Regions from separate parts of the Mus musculus genome. Here regions 1 and 2 are each linked to region 3. The links are chromatin contacts, found by Hi-C in ENCODE. All regions are on one chromosome and are shown on one strand. Each heading gives the region's core, a stretch centred on a gene start or an enhancer-like site at or near the end of the contact. The rest is flanking DNA. Distances are from core to core; before and after follow the strand shown.

Region 1 (3,136 bases), core at 188-2,687, about 110 Mb before region 3:
CTTCTGAGCTCTGATCATCCAATTGGCTCGTGGCCCTGAAGGCACCACCATGCTGCCTGGATGCTGGCTGCCAGAGGGAGACAATGCTTGCAGAGAGCTGAATGCAGTTCTGCCCTGCCTCGGGCTCTGCCCTGTGCATATGGACCACCTCCTTCATAGGGCTTCTGCTTCAGGGATTTTACAGCAGATTTTTGCCAGGAGTCAGACAGGACCTTCCCATCCAAAGAGCAGGAGGCCCTGTTGGTAACCAGGCACAACTTGGCATCCTTAAGGGAGACAAAGGCCTCCTCCTAGAGGTCAGTCACTTCGTCTTCTACATACTTCAGTCCGTGGGACTGGGTCTGGCTCACAGTGGGCATCTATAGGGGTAGCTGTCCCTCGGTATGGCACAGTAGTGGTTCTAGATCCCTCAGATACTGAAACCCACAGATGCTCAAGTCTCATATGCTATGGTACAGTAGGGCTAGGGGTGGCTTGCCACACAGGCATGAGTACCTGAGCTTGGATCCTCAGCACCTACATTTAAAAGCTGGGCATGAGGATGGACATACTTACAATCCCCATGCTATGGAGGTACAGACAAGAGGGATGCTAGGCTCACTGGCCAACCAGCCTAATGGGAGAGATCCGGGTTCAGTGGAAGACCCTGTCTCAAAAAACAAGGAAGATAAGCTTGAGAGATGGCTCGGTGGGTAAAGGACCTGTGAACTCTGTGCCCAGCATTCAGGTGGAGAATCACAACCCTCTGTAACCCAGTTTCAGGGGATCCAGTGCCCTCTTCTGGCTTCCACAGACACTGCATGCTCATGGTACACACACATACCTTCAGGCAAGCACTCCACACATAAAAATAAACCTTAAAAAGATACATGAAACCAAGAGAGGCTCTTGTTGACTTACAACTTCTGCCCACATATGCAAGTACAGGGATGTACACATACACACAGGAAAAGGAAAAATAAGTAATCTGCTGTGTGTTTGCACTGAACACATGGGTCAGTGAGGAGGAAGTGGATGCAGGCATGAATAAACATGTTGTATCAGAGATTATATCTGTCTCCAACAAGTGGGACTATGAACCCTGGCGTGTTTGTTGAGTGACCGGGAACATGGATGAGTATGACACCCACCTTGAAGCACGTTACCAGGGGAGACCCCTGGAGAACCACTCCACACTGAACACGTCTCTCTTTCTTGCCTCACAGTTGCTGAACTCTCTGTCCGTGGACCCCGACGCCGAATGCAAGTATGGACTATACTTCAGGGATGGCAAACGGAAGGTGGACTACATCTTGGTATACCATCACAAGAGAGCCTCAGGGAGCAGGACTCTGGCCAGGAGGGGACTACAAAATGACATGGTCCTGGGGACCCGCAGCGTCAGGCAGGACCAGCCCCTTCCCGGGAAGGGGAGCCCTGTGGATGCAGGCTCACCGGAAGTCCCCATGGATTACCATGAAGATGACAAACGCTTCAGACGGGAGGAATATGAGGGCAACCTGTTGGAGGCAGGCCTGGAGTTGGAGAATGACGAGGATGTGAGTGTGGCTTCACGTTGTCTGGGGATGCCAGGTGGACATGGGCTGGGCAGGTCTGTTTGCAGAAGGTGGGGTGGGGGTGGGAGTGAAGGTGGGGACGCGGGGGGGGGGCTGGTCACCTTTAGCTCTGCTCTTGCGTCTATAGTGGGCTAGAAATGGCTTCTAAACAGTTCTGAGAAGTCCCAAGCCAGCCTCCTCCTCCAGCAACCTCATCTGCCTGGGGCAGAGCGAGCCGTGACTGTGACCTTGAGGTCAGACCATTTCCTGCCTCTGCTCAGTGCCCGGCATGGGAAGATTTGCTGGGTCAGAGGTGCAGAGTGTGGAGCCATTCTGGGGTTTCTCCTGGATGTCCTCAGCCTTCTCTGAGCCTCAGTTTCTCAACCTGTGAAGAAGAGATTGGATTGGTCTGTAGAATCTTGGGGTCCCTGCTCTGAAACCCACATCTCTGTAACATTGTGTTCAGGAAGTCTAGAAGTTTTGCTAGGGTTCTGGGAAGAACAAAGGATCCACTGTCTCTGGCAGCTGCAGAGAGTGGCTCAAATCATTGCAACTTTTAACCACTCAGCCAATTGCTGTGTGCTTCCTGGTTGACATCTTACCCTCTCACTGGACAAGAGGATGTGGGGAAAAGCCCCTGCTTTGTAAGTGAAATGGGCAAGTGTAATTCTTGTAATCGGACTAGCAGGAGGATTGAGCTACTTAGCAAGAAACTGTTTAATAATTAAAAGGAGGGGCTGGAGAGACAGCCCCGTGGCTAAGGAGCTTGCCTTGCAAGCTCAAGGACCTGAATTTGGTCCCCAGAACCCATGTAAAAAGCCAGGCTTAGTGGACACACTTGTAATCCAAGACCTAAGGATGGATATTACCTGAGGAATGACAGTTTAATTTGTCCTCTGACCTACACACACACACATGCACACGTGCACCTGTACACACCCACTGAGAATATCACCCAGTGTAACTTGGGGTATTGTTCACCTTCTTGGGTCAGCTTCCCCTTGCAGATCCACTCTGCTTTTTCCTGTGGCAGTTCCTGGGGTGCATGAGGAAATAGAGGGGTCGGGCAGCAATGGTTTGAAGCTGGCAAAGACTCAGAGGTCCTTTTTTGGGGGGTTTTTTTGAGACAGGTTTTTTCTCTCTATAGCCATGGCTGCCCTGGAACTCACTTTGTAGACCAGGCTGGCCTCGAATTCAGAAATCCGCCTGCCTCTGCCTCCCAAGTGCTGGGATTAAAGGCGTGCACCACCACCGCCTGGTGACTCAGAGGTCCTTGACTCCAAGGTTGGCAGCTAGAACCTGGGTAATCGAAGATCACTTTGAACAGGGCTGTGTCAGGCTTTCTCCTTGTCCACTCAGGCCACCAGGGGCTTTTGGAACACACTGCTGCCATGCAGAGTTTATTGTACATGTCATTTTATCCCTGGAGGAAGGAGAGGGTCTTTCAAAGGCTGGGAGTCTGAAAGACCCCATCCAGTGCCCACTGTGAACCCCATAGCTGTGTCTCTTGTGTGTTCCTCTTTATATCTGTGAAGTTCTTTCCTGGAACAATCTGAAACTCCCAGGTGTGGGCCCTCTAACGTGGGTGACTCAGACCGACC
Region 2 (2,884 bases), core at 135-2,634, about 22 Mb after region 3:
CTCTGAATTTATCAGGGATTAAGCAGTCATACACAGGAAAACCAGTGACTTTTATATAATGCAGAAATATACAATGCAAAACACTAAACTTGTTTGTGTCACTCTGACTTAAAATGGAGCATATCATTCCCCATACTGATGAACTGCCTATATAACCTCTTCTTGTTTCCAGTCCAAATCCAATGGAACAGGTTTATGAGTGAACAATATTCAGTAAACTCTCAGATTGCCACTGTTGACTCTATACTGCAACCAAATATACATGGGTAGAGAATGTACAGGAAAGGTTTACACATTGAACCACAAAGTCCCATCACAGTCACTATTTTTTTTTAAATATTTAATAGATTTTTTTAGATGTACAGGAAAAGTTTACACATTGAACCACAGTGTCCCGTCACAGTCAGTATTTGTTTCTAAGATATTTAATAGATATTTGTAAATAAGATTCCTTAAAAGCCACTACCTCAATGTAAAATGACAAAAAACAATGTAGTAAAAAATATGTAATGTAGAATAGATGCATCAGCCTAGGATATTAAGTTGAAAAAAATTGAGAACGTGGAAGGGAGATAATGGTTTGGAACCCAAATATTAACGTGATTTTTTTTCATTACTAAATAATTTTTGGAAAGTGGAGTGACTTTATGTACTATTGGAAATAAAGAACAAAGCATGGCATATTTTCTGGGTCTTGTTGAGCCTTTAAATCTAAATCTTTACCATGTAAATTAACTGTGGATATGTGAAGAAATGTATGATTTCAGATAGAGCTTGATTACCTATACTTGGGATTTGATCTGTTTATATATTCTCAAGATAATGGAAGCACAGGTCTTGTTTAGATATTTCTGTCACTTAGTGACATAGTCCACACTCTACATGATCTGTGGATCTCAGTGACTGTAAACATGAGTCTGCCTCTGCATGACTTGGACTGTGTAATAAAGTGTCCTGTGAGTCCTCAGTAGCTCCAGTTTTGCTATTACTGGATGTCTCACTGTGAATAATGTGATACAATCCACTGACATCATTTCTGACTGTGTTCACATAATCAAATTGTTGAAACTTTCCAAGGACTAAATTTGAACACAGGGGCTTCCTTCCACAGATTCACAAACATGAATGATATCATGGAGACTGAGAATGATTCATACTCCTAAGTATTTACGTACATGTGTTTATTATATGGGCTGTGGACACCAGTTGCAGAGCCCCAGGGAAGAAAGTATTTAAGTTTCTTCCAGGGCTCAGGAGAAACCTAAAAATAAAATGAGTCATGAATATGCAATAAACCTCACCTTTGCACAAAGAAATAAAAACTGGTAGAAATCTGATGTGCTGATATGCATGGCACTTCACAATCAACAAGGCAGGAAAAAGATGTTCATTTTCATGAGAGTCTTCTTCCTCCTTAATATTACACTTCTCATGGCCAATTTCATTGGTCCCAGGTGCTTTTGGAGAATAAATTTGGATGAAATAATGGATGAATATTTGGGATTAAGTTGTGCTTTCATCCTGGCAGCAGTTCAGACACCCACTGAAAAAGATTATTTCAACAAGACTCTTAATTTTCTGTAAGTAAATTTGTATTTTAAAATGAAATGAGAACATCAATATTTCTTGAGTGCTCTGAGGATGAAGATTAGGCAAATTCTTGAGTCTTCTGTCCTGGTGCTAAGTCTGACCTCCGAGAAACAACCTTAATTCTTTTACAGATTTAATCCTATATTCTCCATTTAATTAATCCAGTTGAGGTTTTGGTTTTACTCCAGGTTTCTTCTAATTTAAAGGTTGGAAGCTATGGAATAAAGGATTATCTACATTGATCTTTAACATAAAGCCCACCTTTTGACACTTTATATTGCACTGTAGACAGAGATGACTTATTGAAATTGATCCTGTAATATTGCATTATGTTTTATCCAAAGTACATGTAAATAAATGGTCATAAATTCTGCTGACAGTCCTTCCATAAGTGTGCTGCTCCTAGAGCATATTCTGGTTCCAGTAATATTCATGGCACATATAGTTGTCAAAAACTTTACATACATACAAACTTATGTCTCAAAGTCATTGCATGTTGTCACTTATTGACTTCTAAAACTTCATCAGTTTTGGAAAGAGAAGATACTTACACTCAGAAATTCCTACTTCATATGAATGCCTGGATGGATATCTTTGTATGTATATGAGCAAGGAATATTTAGCTCATTTGGGGTCAAAACATTGAAGTGTTTTAAAAGATAAAATCCAAAAGCACTGTGGCTTCGTACTTCACACTATTTATGTACAGTCACTGACTTTTATGTTTTGCAAAGTTCAATTGGGCACTCTCTCTTTAGAGTAAACCATATTTGGAACATATGGAATCCAATGATATGATTACATTCTTTGAATAGGCAGGCTATCAATAACAGTGGTGACTGCTTATGTCCCTTGTCACTGGCATGGGTGACAATTGTATTGTGGGATAGTTGTAACGTTTGAGGACAGTGATACAGGAGCTTTCTATTAGTTTTTTGTCATTATTTAAGAAAAATGTCTTCTCCATTCATTTATGAGTTGGTTAATCCCTGACCCTTTTAAAATATCTAAATCTTGTGGGACTTATTTCAATAATTTTAGTAAATATTAGTGCATATTTTACCAACTTGGTAACAACACCAATTTTTGTGGATTGCTGATCATTGTTTTAAAACACAGCCTTTAGACAACTAGGCTACACTGATGTTTCCTAAATTTAAGTTATAGGTAGTAGTTTGAGCATTGCACAACGTCTACTCTCAAATTTATTTTGTATATTAGTATAATTTTAATTAAGATTTGTGTGTGTGTGTGTGTGTTTGTGTGTGTGTGTGTGTGTGTGTGTGTGGGTGGG
Region 3 (3,108 bases), core at 141-2,640:
CGAAGCCCAAGGCCAGCGTGGAGTTCCTCTGGGCTCGCCTCCAATCTCCAACAGAGTTGGCTTCCCGGGTCTGTGGAGGTGAAGGCAAACAAGCAAGATGGTTCCCAGAAGGAAATGGGTGAAGAGAGGGGCATCCCCGGAGAATCCGATATCAGGACTGGAGGGTGAGGAAGAAGTAACCAGGAGGGACACAGGATGAGTGAGTGGAGGCGAGGACCCAGGAGTCGAGGGAAGCAGAAGGGGCACACAGCCAGGTGGTGAGAAGGGAGGGAGATGCCCCTGTGGGACATGAAGAGGCTGCTGAGGGAGAAGACCAGAAGCTGGGTGGTACCCACCTTAAGGGAGAACAGCAGGGCTGGAATCGCCAGCAGGATGCAGAAGCAGAAGGCTGTGATGGACAGACAGAGGTAATCCTTCGCTGGGGCAGGCAAGGCAATCAGCATGACTGTCTCTGACCTGGGCAATCTCTGATAGGCCGGTTGCACTGATGCGATCTGGGCTTCCAGGTTCTTGATTTTGGTCCCAACCCCCATGGATCTTGGCCTAAGGAGGAGGTTCTGGGTGAATAAAAGCTGTACACAGAGGGTAAAGGGGGGGCACCTGAGCTCCCAAGAAAAGAGGGCCAGAGCAGGCCTAGTGGCCTGGTAGTCTGTCAATCCCATATGCTCAGCGGAATGAGTAAGGAGGGTTGGAAGTTCAAGACCCACCTGGACTACAAAATGTGTTGAAGGGCAGCCTGAGCCACTTTGTAAGAAGACCCTGCCTCAAAGAAAAGAAATTAAAATTAAAAAGAGGCTGAAAATTTCTCCCAGTGGTAAAACATATGGCTATGAGTAGCCATTTGTTCATGAGTAGCTGAGAATGTGACTCTGGCAGTAGCAAGAAGGGGCTGGGGGCATGAGCAACACCATTAGAACCCTTGCCTAAAATCCACCAATGAGGGGCTGGAGGTGTGGCTCAGAGGTACAGCTTTGCAAGCATCTGAGCTCAATCCCTACAATCGAAAGAAAAAATAAAGGACCTGACAAGCCAAATGAAGCATAAAACACAGATGATGCTATCCTAAGCCAGGGATAGGGCACCATCTGGAGTCCACCACACCTTCATGATCCTATGGACTAGTTTTGCTGGCCCCTTAGAATCCCCTCCCTATCGTTCTCAATTACTTTTCCTTCTTTTAAATCCTATTCTCTCTCTCTCTCTCTCTGTCTCTGTCTCTGTCTCTCTGTCTCTCTCTCTCGCTCTCTCTCTCACACACACACACACACACACACACACACACACACACACACACACTTTCCTCCCTCATTGTCCATAACTAATCATTACCAACTCAAGGTCTGTAGGTCTTCTCTTCACTCCTCAGTCCCTGAGATGGCCTTGGCAATCTGAGTCACTGGGCGTGGTCTCGCTAGCGCCCCCCACTTCATTATGATTGGCCACTGTCCAGTGGGTGTGCCTCCAGTGCTTAAATCTGATTGGTTCAATGTCTATAAGGGGCATTATCCAGCCACACCTTTTTTTTTCCATGCTCTTGAGTTCGCTGCTTTGAGCCCGGAGCCTGGCTTACAGCTGATGGCCCTTTTTTGTTACCGTCACACCCAGCACATGAACTAACTCACTGTCCAGTGTATGGGTCTCACTCCCAGGCTGAACATGAGCTATTAGAACAGCGTGGCTGATCACATCATGGTAACATCCGGAGATGTACGCCCAGGCTGGACCAGGACACAGGGTCACACAGTGAGTCAGGCCAACAAGACCCTGGCTCTCCCAGAGTTCAATGTTCATGAATGAGAGAAAGGAAAAAAAAAATCAAATGAACTAATAAAATTAACTGTGAGCCAAATGTGTTATGGTTTGAATTTTAAATGCTCCCCTCCCCCAGCTCGAATTTTGAGCACTTGGTCCCCGGCTTTGTGGTGCTTTGTGAAGGACGTGGGACCTGGCAAGCGGAAGTAAGTCTCTAGAGGCGGACCTTTGAAGGTCATTCTCCAGCTTTAGTTTACAATTATAACTTCTGCTTTCTGTCTGTGGCCTTGTGAAGAGCAGCTGATGCTGGCCCTGCTGGTGTTAATTCTGCCAGTTGTGAGGCACTGAACAGTAGTAGTTTTTCCCAACTAAAGGATTCACTCCTGGAAGGAACCAGGGCTCTTGAGTTTTGGGAGGCAAATAGAAGCTCACATGGCCTGAGAGAACCAAAACTTGGAAGACTCTTGAGAGCCCTTCCCCAGCAGTCAAAGAGTAAACAAGTCTAGGGGGAGGTAAGCCTCAGCCCTTACTAGGTCTCCTGATAATCTCAGTGGGAATTAAAACCAGGCCAGGTTGGAGGGGTCTCACCAAGACTGAAGTTGAAACAAGTTTATCGCAAGCAATCTGTCTTTTTATACCCTTATCAGAAACAATATGATGCCAGTTGCCAGGAGGAATGCAATTGTAGTTGTCAATGACGTTTGCAAGCCATACGGGGTACACAAGATTCATATCTAAGACGAATTGTTATGCCAAACTTCTGTAACAGGGCCCCAGACCTTAGCCCAACTGACTCCATGATGGAAGTACCACAGGCAACACCATCTGTCAAAGCCCATCTTACCAGGGAGGTCTCTAAACATACTAACCTTGCTTTTTGGCTTCTGCAGTTCTATACTATCTAACTGTTCTTGTTAACTGTAGTGTATCAACCCAGAACATGTGAAAGACCCCCGACGTGGGTAGTCAATCAATCTGAGGAGACCCTCTCAAGGACCAGCGAGACCACGATTCGGATGCAAACAGCAAGAGGCTTTATTGGGAACACGGGTACCCGGGCGACGCAGTCTATCGGAGGACTGGCGCGCCGAGTGTGGAGTTTTTACCCTTTTTATAGGGCTGGGGCTGGGGAGCAAAAAGCGCGGTTACAGAAGCGAGAAGCGAGCTGGTTGGTTAGTTCGAATAAGGCTTGGGGTATTTCTCGGTCATTTGGGGAAACTGAGGTGGGACTTTTTAGTTCTAAACAATGTCTATTTTTAAGAAATGGGTATGGGAGGGGTACGAGGAAAGGGTCTAATGAAGGTTCAACAATGGGCACACACCTGGTCAGAACATTGGCAGACACACAGGTTCAAG

Evidence for each region. Hi-C counts contacts between places; a loop is a spot of excess contacts on that map.
Region 1: a map of T-helper 17 cell shows a loop between it and region 3 (63-fold over the local background). The contact joins the enhancer-like site here to the promoter of 2200002J24Rik in region 3. A Hi-C loop is called at or near these places in 1 of 37 maps with a recorded cell type or tissue (T-helper 17 cell).
Region 2: a loop to region 3 is called in a map of T-helper 17 cell, with 98 times the contacts of the local background. The contact joins the promoter of Vmn2r40 here to the promoter of 2200002J24Rik in region 3. A Hi-C loop is called at or near these places in 3 of 37 maps with a recorded cell type or tissue (T-helper 1 cell and T-helper 17 cell).

The regions. Positions count from the first base shown.
Region 1 is chr7:144,667,745-144,670,880 of GRCm38, reverse strand. It overlaps Ano1 (anoctamin 1, calcium activated chloride channel), which reads left to right. Exons shown (of 26, transcript NM_178642.6): 3 at 1,206-1,538. Among named protein-coding and RNA genes, the nearest start is that of Ano1, 69 kb to the left of the region's middle. Within about 2 kb of position 1,437, at least 1 of the 3 ENCODE cell types and tissues checked has a DNase peak (open chromatin) inside an H3K27ac peak, as active enhancers do.
Region 2 is chr7:8,929,902-8,932,785 of GRCm38, reverse strand. Vmn2r40 (vomeronasal 2, receptor 40) reads left to right here and starts at 1,384. Exons shown (of 6, transcript NM_001105072.1): 1 at 1,384-1,580. The coding sequence starts at 1,384.
Region 3 is chr7:30,697,208-30,700,315 of GRCm38, reverse strand. 2200002J24Rik (RIKEN cDNA 2200002J24 gene) reads right to left here and starts at 1,390. Exons shown (of 4, transcript NM_026961.2): 1 at 1,330-1,390; 2 at 708-759; 3 at 336-543; 4 at 1-70. The coding sequence starts at 533.